2 separate regions of the Homo sapiens genome follow, and region 2 is linked to region 1. A link is an interaction called in ENCODE POLR2A ChIA-PET data of the cell type or tissue named here. Cell type or tissue: HepG2. All regions are shown on one strand. Region 1 overlaps DOCK6 (dedicator of cytokinesis 6). Region 2 holds the start of RAB3D (RAB3D, member RAS oncogene family).

Region 1 (2,500 bases):
GTCTTGCTCTGTTGCCCGGGCTGGAGTCCAGTGGCATGATCTCGGCTCACTGTCACCTCCGCCTCCCAGGTTCAAGCAATTCTCCTGCCTCAGCCTCCCGAGTAGCTGGGATTACAGGCATGCGCCACCACGCCCAGCTAATTTTGTATTTTTAGTAGAGAAGGGGTTTCTCCATGTTGGTCAGGCTGGTCTCAAACTCTCGACCTCAGGTGATCTGCCCGCCTCGGCCTCCCAAAGTGCTGGGATGACAGGCGTGAACCGCTGCACCCGGGCCAAAGGGTCACAGAAGACCTTCTCTGGGTGCAGGGGACTGGAGGTCATTTTTCAGATGAGAAAAATGGCCAGAGAGGTAAATGGGCTTATAGAAGATCCCTCAGGACCTCAGGACTGAGAAGCCATGTGGATGGGGAAACTGAGGTCTGAGGCCACATTCGCTTACCAATCTGGCCACTGATGATCGGGGGCCTGATGACCAGACGCACGAGCTTGTCCAGCACGTGGTGGGAGAAGGCCACAAGGGGTTCGGGGCTGGCCAGGCGCAGTGCTGCAAGACTGGCCCGCAGCTCCTGCTCCACGTTGCCCTCGCTCAGCACAGTGTCCTTGAGCCGGAATGGGAAGGCTCCCTCCTCCAGGACGTGCACCAGGGTGAAGAATTTGTCCAGGTAGGGGTCCTGGGTAGGGATGTGGAGTGAGCAGGGTGGGGCCTCAGGGAATGAAGACCACCCCTGCCTGAATCAGCAGCTTCCCTTAAAGCTGGGTCCAGCTGACCAAAGTCACGTCCAAGGCCTGAGGCCAGACCTCCCCGGCCATCGGCAACTGTTACTCAATCGTAGGGCAGGCAAGAGGGGAGCAGGGCGGGACTCTTGGTTCCCGGCCCACCCCGTACCTGGGGGTGCACAGAGGACACGGCTGTGAGCTCCACACTGAACACGCCCTTGTGACCGTCCACCCAGCGCATGCCCGGAAGCGCCACCTGTGGGAGGGAGGCACCAGGTGGGCACTGGTCAGCCCTCCCTGACTGATCAGGTCACCCAGCGGCCCCAGCCATTGCGACACTGCAGCGTGAGTGTAGCCCGGTCTGGGGGTGCAGCCAAGCACCCTGCCCCCAGCCCTGGTCCCAGTAGACTGAGAGGGTCCACTGGGCAGGCTGGAAATCCACATGCCAAGACGGGGGCAGAGAATGGAGACACAGGGTGAATGAATATTCATTGAGTAGGTCAGGAAACAGGATAGGAGGATTTGAGGCCTAGGGTCATTAACAATGGTGCATTCATGGGGAATGATAAGGTACTACGAGGGCAGGGGACAGTGATCAGGAAGGCAGTCAGGGTGGCTAAAGTGGGAATGGAGCAGAGAGGCAATGGGAATCTTTGGGGAGGACATGTAGGACACAGAGAGGCATTAATAGGGGAATAATGAGCTACACGGGGGCCCTGGAGGCACCAGTAGAGGATAACAAGCCTCCCAGGATTGACAGGAAGGAAGGCAGGTGACTCGGGAGTGCTTCTGGGGACAGTGCATTGGCAGGCAGGAGCTCCAGGGCACATACATCGGGTGTGAGCACGGAATAGCTGGGCGGCGGCTGGTCCACAGACACTGGGAGACAGAAGGGGCCGGTCCTCAGGCGCCCGTGCTGCAGCAGTGGGATCCACTGGGGAGAGGCTGGAGGTCAGGTCTGCGGCCAGGTTGGGGGACGAGGAGGGCTCAGGGGGAGGGAGGGAGGGGACGGCTCACAGTAAAGCCCACGGGTGTCTCCAGGGCAGTGCCCGGCCGGGGCTGGCAGCTGACATGGTAGAAGGTGAACAGCAGGTGATGGTTCTCTGTCACGCAGGCTGGAAGATGCAGCTTGAACTCCTCGTAGAACTCGGGGGACCTGGCAGAATCGGGCTGGGGGATCTGCTGGGGGCTGGGGTCCCCACTGTCTGCCCCATCACCTCTGCCATGCCACGCCCTTATTGCTGCTAGGCCCCACTGTCTCTGCTGTCTGCCTCAGCTTCCCTCATTAGCACTCTGGGAGCCTCTACCTCTCTTCTTCCTGTCCCCCATCTTCCCATCGATGCTGCCTTATGTGTATATATAAGGGACATCCTCCTACCCCCATGAGTGCCCCCAAGTTCCTCACGTGTCCCCCTACATACTTGTTATGGTAGACCACCGGTGTGAAGGCCTCGCGGGTAAATTCACTGCAGCTGGACTTGCCAAAGATGACCTGGGAGAGTGGATTCATGAGGGACCCATGGGGGATGCCCTACCCCCCTTCCCTGGGGCACAGCCACTGACCGGCAGAGCCTGGCTGGGGTCCTCGCCTGTCATGTACTGCACTCGCACAGCAAGGTTGCGCACGGAGCCCTGGCGGCTGCTGAAGTTGAGGCTGTGCGGGTACACGTACAGCAGGTTCCTGTGGGGGGCAGGATGGGGGTGTCAGAGGGACAGGGGCCCTGAAGGTGCACATACAAGGCTGGGGTGATGGGACAAGGCTGGCTGGGAGCACAGACAGTCC
Region 2 (2,500 bases), 100 kb after region 1:
GGTGTCAGCCACTGGGGCGCCTGCCGCCCACCAACTCATGCCAAATACAACCCCTTCTCTGAGTTCCAAGGGGAAGGGGTTTTCTATGTACAGGGCCCAGGTTTAGAGTCCAGTTCTACCCCCTAAATGGGTACTGCTATTTTCTATTTGTCAAAGGGGCCAGGCCTGTCTCCTTCTGCCCAAGGCTGACTCACTCCAGCCCCAGTCCACGGAGGCAGGAGTGAGAGTCCTTATACCCAAGGAAACGATCCCAGCCACTTAATTAACACAACCCCACCACCACGACCACTGCCGCCCACCCTTGGTCTTTCCAGGCAATCTGTCCCACGGCTAGGCTCCTTGAATCTGCCCACACTCCAACATGCTGCTTCATCCGAGTCCAAGGTGCTCCCTCAACCCTCATAACCTCTCCCAGGCCTCAGTTTCCCCAGCTGTCTATGGCCGCTGCGGGAACCGCACGGAGAGGCTGCAGAAGGCCTGGATGCAGGCGGGGCAGAGGCAGAGACAGCCCTGGCACAGCTATTTCTCAACTGCCTTTGGGGCTTTTTTCCATTTTAAACCAGGACCCAACCGGCCCCACCCCGTGTTCCAGGAGAACGAGTTTAAGGAGGGGAAGAGAAGAGGCAGGAAACCTTTCCCCACGCAGGGCAGGGCCGCAAGGCTGGGGCCCCCACCTCCCCCAGCCTTAGCTCACCTGTGTCAGTCGGTCCCGCCTCTTTCTAACCATCTGCCGACCCTCCCTCAAGCCTGGCCCCGGAGGGCTCGCCTCTGTTCCCCTTCACTAGATTTGGGGCGCCCCAGCCAATGCAGGTGGACTCAGGAGTTTCCCCCATCACCATATGGTCCCAACGCCTGTCCCCAGCTGGGCTCTCTGCCCCGCCCGCGCCCCATCAGCGCTTCCCAAGTGCCCAGCTGGGTGGGGGCGAGGGCAGAGGCGTTCCCCGCAGCCCCGCCTTTGTTCCCCAGACCCCCTACCTTCCTCCCAAACCCCCGTACCCCACAGACCTGCTCGGATGCGGAGGGGCCGGGTGGGCTGCGCTCCTTCCCAGGGGTGACCTCGCGTAGGGGGCGCCGCCTGCAGGGGTTCCGCCTGTGAACTCGCTGCGGCTTGGCCCTGGCCGCGACCCCGACCCCGCAGCCGCAGAAGCCAGCAGCCTGCAGCCACCCGGATCCCGCGCGGGCTCCGCCCAGAAGGCGGAGGAAGGGCCGTTCCCGGAGCGGGGGATGGGGGAGGACGAAGAGGGGCCGAGTCTTGGGCGGGGCTTTCAGAGAGCGGGTGGGAGGGGCTGGAAGCTGCACCAAGCGTCTAGAGCCCGTCCTAGCCAAGCAACATCTCATTTTCCCAGCTGCTTGTAAAGAGCTTCTACTATACGCACGGCTGTTAAAAGCATAGAGTCTTGGGCCTGGTTCGAGTCCCAGCTCCACCACTTTCTAGTCTTGTGGCTTTGGACGCGTTACTTAACCTCTTTGAGCCTCAGTTTCCCCATCCGTCAAGTAGCTCATAGCGAGAGTACCCAACCTCACAGAGTTGTGGGAGGATTCTGATCTGAGTTAGTGTTTGTCAAGTGCAGTGCCGGCCTTAAAGTAGGCTAGGCCAGGCGCGGTGGCCTGTAATTACAGCAGTTTGGGAGGCCGAGGCAGGAGAATCACTTGAGGCCAGGAGTTTGAGACCAGCTTGGGCATCGTAAGGAGACCTCATCTCTACTAAAAATAACAAAAATTAGCCAGGTGTGGTGGCGTGCGTCTGTAACCCCAGCTACTTGGGAGGCTGAGGCAGGAGGATTGCTGGAGACATCGAGGCTGCAGTGAGCCTTGATTGCACCACAGCACTCCAGCCTGGGCAACAGAGCAAGACCCTGTTTCAAATAAATAAAAATAAACGAGAGCTGGGCGCGGTGGCTTATGCCTGTAATCCCAGTACTTTGGGAGGCCAAGGCAGGCGGATCACTTGAGGTCAGGAATTTAAGACCAGCCTGGCCAACATGGTGAAACCTCATCTCTACTAAAAAAAAAAAAAAAAAAATACAAATATTAGGGGCTGGGCACGGTGGCTCACACCTGTAATCTCAGCACTTTGGGAGGCCGAGGTGGGCAGATCACCTGAGGTCGGGAGTTCGAGACTAGCCTGGCCAACGTGAAGAAACCCTGTCTCTACTAAAAAATACAAAATTAGCCAGGCGTGGTGACGCATGCCTGTAATCCCAGTTACTCTGGAAGCTGAGGCAGGAGAATTGCTTGAACCCGGAAGGCGGAGGTTGCAGTGAGCCGAGATCACGCCACTGCACTCCAGCCTGGGCAAAAAGAGCGAAACTCTGTCTCAAATAAATAAATAAATATACAAAAATTAGCCGAGCATGGTGGTGCACACCTGTAATCCCAACTACTTGGGAGGCTGAGGCAGGAGAATCGCTTGAACCCAGGAGGTGGAGGTTGCAGTGAGCCGAGATCGCGCCACTGCACTCCAGCCTAGACGATGGAGTGAGACTCTGTCTCAAAAAAA

Evidence for each region. ChIA-PET counts read pairs that join two places held together with the same protein. Peaks named below come from ENCODE experiments on the same cell type or tissue, not always from the same donor. Only the 100,000 strongest peaks of a DNase experiment are listed, where the experiment ranks them.
Region 2: POLR2A ChIA-PET joins it to region 1 with 5 read pairs; 2 of 35 experiments call an interaction of 5 or more read pairs at or near these places.

Annotation. Positions count from the first base shown.
Region 1 is chr19:11,235,907-11,238,406 of GRCh38, forward strand. It overlaps DOCK6 (dedicator of cytokinesis 6), which reads right to left. Exons shown (of 48, transcript NM_020812.4): 15 at 2,281-2,398; 16 at 2,139-2,209; 17 at 1,735-1,873; 18 at 1,550-1,651; 19 at 887-973; 20 at 440-671. Among named protein-coding and RNA genes, the nearest start is that of ANGPTL8, 2.5 kb to the right of the region's middle. RefSeq lists enhancers at 418-1,228, 1,229-2,039. In HepG2, no CTCF peak of the experiment used is centred here; DNase peaks (open chromatin) are centred at 975 and 1,215; H3K4me3 peaks cover 1,384 bases.
Region 2 is chr19:11,338,464-11,340,963 of GRCh38, forward strand. RAB3D (RAB3D, member RAS oncogene family) reads right to left here and starts at 1,194. Exons shown (of 5, transcript NM_004283.4): 1 at 1,006-1,194. RefSeq lists a silencer at 977-1,236. In HepG2, no CTCF peak of the experiment used is centred here; a DNase peak (open chromatin) is centred at 1,258; H3K4me3 peaks cover 1,610 bases.